4 separate regions of the Mus musculus genome follow, and regions 2, 3 and 4 are each linked to region 1. A link is a loop called in an ENCODE intact Hi-C map of the cell type or tissue named here. Cell type or tissue: left cerebral cortex. All regions are shown on one strand.

The links. A loop is a pair of places that touch in the nucleus more often than their neighbours do. Peaks named below come from ENCODE experiments on the same cell type or tissue, not always from the same donor. Only the 100,000 strongest peaks of a DNase experiment are listed, where the experiment ranks them.
Region 2: it touches region 1 in a loop (4-fold over the local background); 5 of 42 quality-filtered maps call a loop at or near these places.
Region 3: it touches region 1 in a loop (2.5-fold over the local background); 5 of 42 quality-filtered maps call a loop at or near these places.
Region 4: it touches region 1 in a loop (4-fold over the local background); 19 of 42 quality-filtered maps call a loop at or near these places.

The regions. Positions count from the first base shown.
Region 1 is chr4:127,076,024-127,078,523 of GRCm38, forward strand. Zmym6 (zinc finger, MYM-type 6) reads left to right here and starts at 1,360. Exons shown (of 14, transcript NM_001285885.1): 1 at 1,360-2,500. The coding sequence starts at 2,434. In left cerebral cortex, no CTCF peak of the experiment used is centred here; DNase peaks (open chromatin) are centred at 1,059 and 1,335; H3K4me3 peaks cover 1,650 bases; H3K27ac peaks cover 891 bases.
Region 2 is chr4:127,167,342-127,169,841 of GRCm38, forward strand. Dlgap3 (DLG associated protein 3) reads left to right here and starts at 1,863. Exons shown (of 12, transcript NM_198618.5): 1 at 1,863-2,024. In left cerebral cortex, CTCF peaks have their summits at 1,266 and 2,094; DNase peaks (open chromatin) are centred at 425, 1,027, 1,230, 1,828 and 1 more place; H3K4me3 peaks cover 2,123 bases; H3K27ac peaks cover 2,130 bases.
Region 3 is chr4:127,172,676-127,175,175 of GRCm38, forward strand. The region is part of intron 1 of Dlgap3 (DLG associated protein 3); the gene reads left to right. Among named protein-coding and RNA genes, the nearest start is that of Dlgap3, 4.7 kb to the left of the region's middle. In left cerebral cortex, a CTCF peak has its summit at 980; DNase peaks (open chromatin) are centred at 142, 592, 726, 957 and 2 more places; H3K4me3 peaks cover 2,500 bases; H3K27ac peaks cover 2,500 bases.
Region 4 is chr4:127,248,754-127,251,253 of GRCm38, forward strand. No RefSeq gene overlaps it. Among named protein-coding and RNA genes, the nearest start is that of Smim12, 6.2 kb to the left of the region's middle. In left cerebral cortex, a CTCF peak has its summit at 1,424 (motif pointing right); a DNase peak (open chromatin) is centred at 1,398.

The DNA.
Region 1 (2,500 bases):
ATAACGCTTTGATATTTAGTCCATTTTCTTCAGGGATATGGGACATGAGATGACACCCATGCTGCAGAAGATAAGCCCATGCACATGCAGACATCACTAAGTGGACCAAGTGGGTTTGAAAAGGCAGAGTGAATGGCAGGGGACAGGGGAAGGGATTTGATCAAAGCACATATGCATGCATAAAATTATCAAATAATAGAAAACAAAAACATACATTTTAAATAGAAACTATGTGTACTGTCTCTAATATTTGATTATAATTTATAATACCATGTATGGGTAGATTTCCTCTGGTGTTTTCACACAATTTTGTTTTGGTTGACCCTTCTCCTCAAATCAGAATCCTCCTGTTCCCATGCCCTTTAGTATCTTTCGTGCTCAGCCTTCTCTCATTTTAGATCTTTGCCCCTTAAGTGCTGGAGTCCAGCTCCAGTGGGGTTCAGGTTCACATGTGATGATTAATCTTATTAAATTGATGGGATTTAGAATCAACTTGGGGACAGGTATCTGAGTTTGTCTGTGAGGGATTTTCTTGGTTTATTGAGCTATGAGACTTTGTCCTGACTATAGGCCAAAAAAGAGAAAGATGGTTGAGCGCTAGTCATCTTTCTCCTATGTTCCTCAACTGTGATGCACATTAAAAAATGGAGAAGGGCATATACAGCTCCATCTAACACTTCTGAGCTTTGACATTCCTCCATTTCTCCTTCCAGCTTTTTCTTTTCTTTTTTTAAAGATTTTATTTATTTTATGTATATGAGTACACTGTAGCTGTCTTTAGACACACCAGATGAGGGTATTGGATTCCATTACAGATGGTTGTGAGCCACCATGTGGTTGCTGGGAATTGAACTCAGGACCTCTGGAAGAGCAGTCAGTGCTCTTAACCACTGGGCCAACTCTACAGCCCTCCAGTTTTTTTTTTCCACAGCCCTGTCTCTTTAAGAAGTCAATCATATCGGAAGTGAGAATGCTGGGACGGCTAGGTCTAGGGCATGATGGGAATAGAGGGCGGGAATGAAGGCCGGGAACGTCCAATTACCTCAGGTCTAGCGCATAAATAGGAGTGCGCACGCGCAGTTGTCAAGGCGTTGCGTTGCCATTCCTCAGGCGATTCCAGTAAAGTAATTTGTCATGGTCCCCACCTGAGACCTTGAATGCTTTTGTGCATTCTCCGACTGGCGTCTCATTGGAGGCGGGTGTCCTACCGGGCTAGAGAAAGCCGCTCAGGCCTGTGGGCTTGTGAGGGGGCAACGTACCACGTGCCCAAACGGGGCGTGGCCCTCCACGTGACTAGGCGCCGCAGGAAGTTCTGGGTAACCTCACGTGACAGGACCGTCCCCTTCTGGCGGGGGCGGAGTGGCAGCTCATCACGTGACCGGCGGCGGGCTGCGCCGCGGTGGTGCCGTAGCATCCTCAGGCTCGCTGCAGTTGGCGGCTCGCGCGCTCCGTTGGAGACTGAGTTCCTCCTCTGGCCTTTGGGGGACAGGCTGGGGAATTCTGGTTGCGAACGGGAACGCCGGAGAGCTTGCGACATTCAGAGGAGGGATACGCGCCTGTAGAGTGTTACAACTGTGGCAAGTGGTGGAAAGTTCTCGACCCGGCTTCGCAACAGGGTTTTAAAAAACCTGTTGTTTCTATGGCTGGCTGGAATTGATGACAGGCCTTTTGCGAGGGTTTCCTTTATAGCTTGGCTTACATTTGTACTACCGTTTGGGAATCTGAAGAGAGCCCAGACAGGGGTTTCTAGCAGCCATTCTCAACCCTCACAGGGTCGCATATCAAATATTTACATTACAATTCGCAATTAGCAAAATTACAGTTATGACGGAGCCACGAAATAATTTTATAGTTGGGGGTCGCCACATTAACCGAGTTTATGAATGTTGAGAATCACTGGTTTATAGGAAGACGTTAGGGGGAGTTGCCTCCAGAATGACCAGTTGGCCCACCTCTAAATGGGAACCTAGCGTTCTAGTTGTGATGACGTCTGAGGCTCTGAAGTGGCTTTAGGATGAGAAATCGGTTCTTATTGTTAGTGCAGGCTGAGGTAGAGGCAAAGGTGAGGCCTCACTTGGAGCAGACATGAGTCACATGTCAGTGTCCACACAATCAGAAATTAAGTACTGAGTCCAGCTGTCCACTTGCTAGGGTCCTCCTGTGGCGTGTTCAGCCAGTCTGTATCGCAACAACCTCCAATATAGTGAAGACCATAGTGCTTGTCTAAGACTTTTCTCATTGGAAGGTAGCTAATCCAGGAGCAAAAAGAACAGTTAGTCCTAGTCCCAGAAGGGTGTTGCTCAAATGCTCGATCCTGAAGCTATTAACATGTTAGTATGAAGGAAAACAAAACCCAAGTACCAATCCTTTATATTATGTTTTAGGCGTCATCTTAGTTTTAGATGGGATAAGAACTCGGCATAAGCACTTAGAATGAAAGAACCTTTGGATGGTGGATGTGACAAAGCAATGGCACAACAAGGGCTTCTGGACAGAATTA
Region 2 (2,500 bases), 91 kb after region 1:
AGAATTAGTTATTGTCTCCTTCTACTGTGTGGGCTTGGGGGATGTAACGCAGTCATCAGGTTTGTCACCAGGCATCCTTACCTGCTGAGCCACCTCACCAGCCCTTAGGTTCTCAATGTGAAAACATAGCTCTTTGGTAATGGCAAAGAAGAAAAAGCTGTATACTAAATGTCCGTGTTCATTGTAAAATGCCTTCCGGTTTACAGAATACGTCTTAGAACTGACAGAGCATGGCGGTACCTTTTAGCATTCTACATGATGACTGTTCTTATGCTCCATGGGAAATGAGACATTTCTCTCAGTTCTACAAAGTGTTCCTGAACCAACTTTCTATCTTACTTTCTCTGACATCTGCTCTTGGCTGAATAAATGCTGGTCTGGGAATTGTCTGCAGCCTCACTACATGATTGAAGGGACGATTGAAGTGGTCTCGTGGGCGGTAAGATAGTTGGCTAGTCTGTTCATCTCACTAGACTGCTTGGTTTCCCGCGGGGGAAGGGTCCTCTAGGTCCCTTTTTGTCATTTATGTAATGTGGCACCTTAAAAGGTCCCTCTAGGGAATGGGTGTGGGCTTGGCTCCAGGTTCTAGCTCCTTAGGACCCACGAATTCTACTTACCGTGCCTCAGTTTGCCCGGTTACTCAAGGAGGAGAGACAGTGACACCAAAGAAATACAGAGAAATAGGAGTCATTGTTGGGGACCCTGACTCAGAACATCTCCCAAGGTCTGTCCCTAGGGTGGTGGACTGTCTCAAGGCTCCAAAGCCCACACCTCACCACCTTAAGTTTTCAATACCAGACAAGGTAGAGGATGTAGCTCGCCTTCTACCACAACTTGGAGCGCCCGCGTGCCCTCAACACCCGCCGGGAAAGTCAGAATTCAGAACCGGCCCCTCCCCCATCTCCTCAGCCCCTCCTCCTGCGGCTTCCCCACGCGGCCCCCTCCCCCCCATTACAGCATTGCTCTGGGCGCCAAGACGGATTCCAGCCAGGGACTGCTGCAGTCAGCTCTCAGCGCTTCTGCAGCTTGTGTCCTGGCTCTGCAGCTTCGCGCTGTGCTTCGGACAGTCCCCTTTCCCCCCTCTACCCCACCCCCGCCATGGCACAGCCCCTGGCTCGGGGCCCAGAGGTGGGCGGGCACAGTGGGCACGGGTGGGGCCCCCAGCTAAGACGGCAGGTATAGCGGGGTTATCCCTGCACACTGGGGATTGCCTCCGCTGGCGGACTGTGGGTGAGGGACGCCTGTCAAAGACTCGGAGGCCAGGCACAGCGCCCCGCCCTGGCAGGGGTGGGGCAGAAGGGACTAGTGCGGAGAAGGGGGACTCCTAGAGCCCAGGCCAAGAGCTGGGGTCGGGTTTACAGACCCGGGAAACTAAGGACAGGAGCCTAAGAGGACGTGCCTGCGAGGGGGAGGCTGTGTGTGACATTCAGGGTGTGACTGCCTCGGTGAGGCAGCCGTGTGTCTCCCCCAGCTGCCCGCGCTCTGGGCTTGGGTCCCGGTGCCCAGGTCTGCTGTGCGCGGTCGTGACACCGAATGTGCTGGTTCCTGGGTCTTCGGTACACACCGACCCGGGGGACCACATTCGCACCCCCGAGCTGGGCCTCCCCGGCGCTGTCGCTCAGAGACGCGGGCGCTCCTCCGGGACCGCGGCGGCTGCCCGCCGGCTGCGACCTCGGTCCTCGCGGGGCCGCTGCGGGGGCGGGGAGCGCGGGCCCCCTCCCTGTCGCGGGCTCCTGGCTCGGCCGCCCTGCGCGGGGGCGGGGGCGGGGGCGGAGCGCGCGGGCGGGATCCCCCCGCCTCCCCGTCCTGGTCCCCGGGAAATCCAGCCTCCGTGGCTTGGCCGCCTCCGGCTCCCGCGCCCGCGGCCGCTCAGCACTCGCTCGGGGCTCCGCAGCTGGCGCGGCCCCTCCGCCGGGGGCTCCGCAGTGTCGGGTCCGGGAGCCCGCACTCGCTCCCGCAGCCGCAGCGCCCCCGGCCCGGGCCGCCGGCACCATGTAACCCCGGCTGGAGCCCGACCGGGCCAGGTAAGCAACCGGGAGGGGTGGGGATCGGGCCGCGCTTGCCGCGCCCTCTGCAGCGCCCCCCAGGCTCAGCCCCGCTGCAGCCCCGGCGCCGCCCACGCCCGGGGCTCCAGCGGCCTGGACTCCGGCCCCGAGATGGGGGGGAGGGGCTGGGCCTCTGCGGCCGCCCCCGGCCTCACCCTGGGCCTGGAGGCCGGCGTGACTGACCCCGGGGACGGGTTGGGGACCACGCGCTCCGCAGACGCGCTGTCCCGGCTGGGGCCGCGGGAGGCCAGCCAGCGCCCGCCCAGCCCTTGCCCGGCTGGAATGGAAGCTTGGGTCTGGGAGGGAGTAGCCTGCTGGCTGTGGGGGGAAGTCGTGGTGTTGGGGAGATCCGGAAAGAAGTTTCCTCTGCAGGTGTGTGAGCGTGCATGTGATGAGGGTGTCACCGTGTGGGTCTGTGGGTGAGTGAGTGTAATGCAGTGAGCGTTCAGGGTGTT
Region 3 (2,500 bases), 97 kb after region 1:
AACTTGTGCATGCTAGCTGACATGTTCATGTGCACATATACCGCAGCCCACAGGCAAACACACTCCAGGCATCCGAGCACACTTGTGTATGAATACTGCCTCTCCCATCTGCACATAAGGCACCCAAGAAATCTGGGTTTGTGGGGGTGTCCAGGTATGTGGGTGGGGATCTGATCTTTTTCTGATGCAGCTTCAAAGTATCTTGTTAACAAAGGGACAGAATGGGCCCAGGGTTCTTCTTCCTTCCAGTCCAGAGCTCAGTATGGGAGTGGGCTGGGGGTGGTGATACAGGGAATCCAAGCTCTCAGCTTTCCAAGTCTTCTGCCTCCGTGCCCTTTGAGCTCAGGTAGCCCCTGCCCCCCTCCCCCTGCTCTCTGTTCTTTCTCATCCTCTCCTCTTCCTGTGTGTAAATATTAAAAAGCTGAGCCTGCAGGGCTGATGTAGACATGGGGAGAGAATGAAATTAAAAAGGATTCCCTCGCCCCCATCCCAACACCCCCGCCCTGCAGTCCCCCGCTCCTGTTTCTTCCCCTCTCTTTTCCCCTCACTCAGTAGTTCCACATGCCTCTCCTCCCCCCAGTCCAGATGGGAGCTGGCTCCTTCAGAAAGGGGGTTCAGGACAGGGTGTGGGGAGCTACCTCTTCCTTCCTCCTCCCAGCACATCTGCCTACAGGGCTGAGAGCCCCCACGTGAGTATTTATTTTATTTTGGGGTGGTGGTTAAGAAGGAGAATGCTTTTTTGAACCAGCTGTGAGTGGTATTGAGAGGCTCAAGACTGAAAGGAGGTGGGTGGGGTCCTCTCTCTAGCTTCTCCCGGTCTGGATTTCTTCTCTCTTTTGAGACCTTCAGGGAAGGGAGGGATGTGAGGTGTGACAGGGGACTGGAGCAAAGGTGGGAGTTTTATGGTCAGAGCGGTTTCCTTGGGTAAAGCTTCTTTCTTGCTGTCTGCGCTTTGGAACCCCCCCGCCCCCCCTGCAGGGTGGCTGTGGGAACTGTCCCCAGTGCTGAATGAGCCTCAGCAGAGAAGCGCTCCTTTGGAGCTGTCCCGGGTACTGAAAGGGTTTTGAGCCGTTGACGGAAAGGTGCCTGGGCAGTAGTACTGAGGGTTCACTAGAAAAATTCTCCCAAGTGACCCACTTTCCAAGGGCAGAGTCCCTGGATAGAATTATAAATTCTGAGGTCATTCTTATGAATTCAGGCCTCACAGTTGTTAGTGGCATTTGGTAAAAGGACTTTCTTTTCCCTGTTTGAGTTCGCCTTCCTCTTGCCAAAACCTGTTAGTGTGGGGCTAGGAAGGGGCAATGCAATCGTGGCCGTGAGCTTTATTCTTCTGAGATCATACTAGTACAACAAACTTATGGACCCTGGGTGAGAACATAAGTTTCCCTTTGGGTCCCAGAAGTTCAGACTCAAGACATTCCGAGTTTGAGTCTGACAGGGTAGACTATAGTGGATGGTGCTCAAGAAAATTGATTGGCCACTTGGTGCCAACCTGCTAAACCATAACTTTAGATTTGAGAAGAGGAACCCTAAAATATTCTGAAAGTCTGCTGTGCTCTGCCCATCCCCAGCCCTGGCTCAATGCATCATTTGGGAGAGACTTTTGTTGGGGAGGAAGATTTCTCAGCAAAGGATTCAAGGAGTGGGTGGGGTTGTTCAGTGCCATGGAGAAGAGAAGGAGGAGGCTACTGGAGACAGGGCAGCAGGGAAAAGGAAGATCTGGGGGAGTAAAAAAAATCCAAATGGAAGGAGGAGTTCTGGATTCCGACGCTCAGTTTCTCTGGATAGCTTTTCCCCTACTGACCTGCGGTCAGGGTCATGTGAAATATCTGGGTTCTTCTGCTTTGCTTTTGTAACCACGGAGGGAATAGAGCAAGGAGTTATATTTCTCCAGGTCCCGTTCCTTGTCATCCCAGGGGGATGAGAGCCAAATGTCAGGACATGCAGATGAGACAGTGTGTGGGGGAAACAACAGGCAGGAGGGGTTGATGGCAGCTCACCTCCCATCCCCAAGAGCACAATCAAATATTCAAATGGGATCCTTCTGAGTGGGAGGGGCAGGGAACGGTTTCCAGAGGACTCTGGGCAGCCATTGGGTGTGGCAGGAAATTCAAGATGTGAGAGAGATTTCCAGAGGTCTCAAACTGAACCAGTCTCCTTCCCTCCCCTCATAGGACTCCGGGTTAATGAGGGGCCCTTCACCCATCATGTTTTTGATGTAACACAAGATGATTCCCTCTTCTTGAGCTGCTTGAGAGGAGCTGATTTTCGTATGCTTGTGGGTGCTGGGAGGTGGTGGGTGTGGGTGTGGGTGCCTGTTTGGGGAGGGGAGGTGTTTGTGCTCCACTCGGCTCCCTTGGTTACATAACAGCTTTGATAAGGCTCTGGAGCTGCTGCTACTGCCTGAAGCAGTCACCCCTCCACCCCCTCATGGAAGGCTTGGTGTCCACCCCCTTCTCCCTGGCCCCTTAGAGAGTCCTGCTATTCATGATCCAGTGTT
Region 4 (2,500 bases), 170 kb after region 1:
GGCGTGCGCCACCACGCCCGGCTCCAGACTGTGTTTCTAATACCTTTTATGTTTTACATCCATTGGTGTTTTGCCTGTATGTCTGTGTGAGGATGCTGTGTCCTGGAGCTGGAGTTACAGGTGTGAGCTGCCATGTGGTTGCTGGGAATTGAACCTGGGTCCTCTGGAAGAGTAGTCAGTGCTCTTAACCCCGGAGCCATCTCTCTAACCCCTCTAGCACTTCAAACAAATCTATCTATCTATCTATCTATCTATCTATCTATCTATCTATCTATCTATCTATCTATTTTGTGTGTGTGTGTGTGTGCGCGTGCGCGCATCTGTCTGCACCTTAGTGCACATGTGGAACACAGAAGACAACATTTGAGAATTGGTTCTTTGCTACTATGTGGATCCCAGGGACCAAAGTCAGGTCTTCAAGGTTGGCAAGCAGGTACCTTTACCTGCTGTAACATTTTTCAAGCCCTCTTCATTGTTTTTGTTTGTTTGTATTAATATTTGCTTGTGTGTGTGTTAGCATGTGCTGGTGCCCCCCACTGAAGCCAGAAAAGGTGTCAGTTCCCCTGGGGTTAGAGTCACAGGTGATTGTGAGCCGCTCCATTCTGGGTGCTGAGAGCTGAACTCATGTTCTCTGGAGGAGAGGAGCCTTAACCGCTGAGCCATCTCTCCAGTCCCTTTCATCGCTTTCTTTAATGGCTGCACAATTAGGTACCTACCCATCAAGTGAAGCTCTAGCAAAGGCTGATTCTCGAGTGTCCCTATGAGTTTAAATACTGCAGTGACTGTCTTATGTGTGGTTTCCTCTGCATTCCAGAGTCAGTGGGAAGAACAGCAAATTACCTTAGATGAAGTATGTCTCCATGCATAATACCAAATCTTTCCAAAAGGACTGTAGTGTGTGTTAGCCTAACTCGGCCTATTGCTGGGGAGGCTGTATGGGGAGTGACAGCAGAAGGCAAGAAGAAGCAGGTGGCTGACCCAGTGAGCAGAGAAAGCATGAATCTGCCCTCAATGAGGAAGGTGCCTCTCCTGCTTATCTCAGGAGCTGTCTCCCCAGAGGTCTGATGGATGACTTCAGGTGGAGAAGCCAGCAATGGGGTGGGTGTCCTGGGAAGAGGGCAGGTGGTGACCTGAAAGAGGAAATCCAGTTAGTAGCATCCTCTCTGTGCCTAAGGGAGTTGCTGAGCTGAGTCATCGTTGCTTTAACAGATCTTGGGGGTGGGGGTGGGGGTGGGGAGTGATAGGAGCAACTTTGTGCCACCTAAGTAAAGATGAAAAGATTGCTGATTCTGAAAGCATCATCTAAGCTGAGCTTTGGCAAGCCTCAGCTAGGCTAGTGGTGTGCTTCATTAATAGCCCGGTGGTGCCACTCTGTGGCCGTTCTAAGTACTACCAGGCCTGTGACTGCTCCACTGGACTAAACTTGAGTCAACGTTGATGCCTGCAGGGGGCAGTCAGGTGCCAAGTGAGCGAGTGGGCTAGCCAGGCTGGAAAGTAGAAACTACAGATCTGGCAAAAGGGGCCAGTAAAGACTCACTTTCCCATTTGTTTAGCTCACTCAGAGGTACCAGGTTTTCTATATCTTCTCCCTTAGAGATGCTAGAAACAGAATGAAGTTTTTCTTATTATTTCTGTTTATAGAATCTGTTTTCTAAATATTGATAACTCATTAAAGAAAAGCTAAGGCTAGACATTTAGTTCAGTAGGTAGAGAGAGTTAACTACCCATCATGAAGCTCTGGGTTCTGTCTTCAGCACCATATAAGCCAGGTGTGTGTGCCGTGGGCTTGCCTGTGACCTAAGCGCTTGGGAGGTAGAGGCAGATCAGAATTTCAGGGTCAGGCTAGTGAGATTGCTCAGTGGGTGATCTGGTGGCTTGTACAATTTGGTGGCCTGAAGTCAATCCCAGGAATACCCCAAAAAGGTTGATGGAGAGAACAAACTCCACCAAGATGTCCTCTAGCCGTCATCTGGGTTGCTCTGTGGCAGGTACATGCGGCATGCACACCACATACAAACAGTAACACATACATTACACAGTTCACACCACATACACAAATATATATGCAAATAGTAACATATATTAAACAGTTCATGGCCACTGTTGGCACAGCAAGGTCAAGGCCTGGGATATAAGAGATGCTGTTTCAGAACAACAAAAACAACCAAGAATTAAACGTAAGGGCCAGCAAGATGATTCAGTGGGAAAAGACACTTGCCACTAAGCCTGATAACCTGCCCTTGATCCTTGAATCCCACATGATAGAGGGTGGGAACCAACTTGCACAAGTTGTCCTCCGATTTGCACACGTAGGATGTGGCAAGTGTGTGTATATACACATGCAAGAAATAAGAATGTTATTAAAATATAAAATCAACCTTGCCAATTTTCAACCTCTCAAAATGCCCCTTTAGGGAGCACGTGTTCCAAAATGTTCCAGTCATCACCACAAAGGAAAACGTTCCCTCCCTGATTCGATAAAAGGGGGATACCCTTTGAC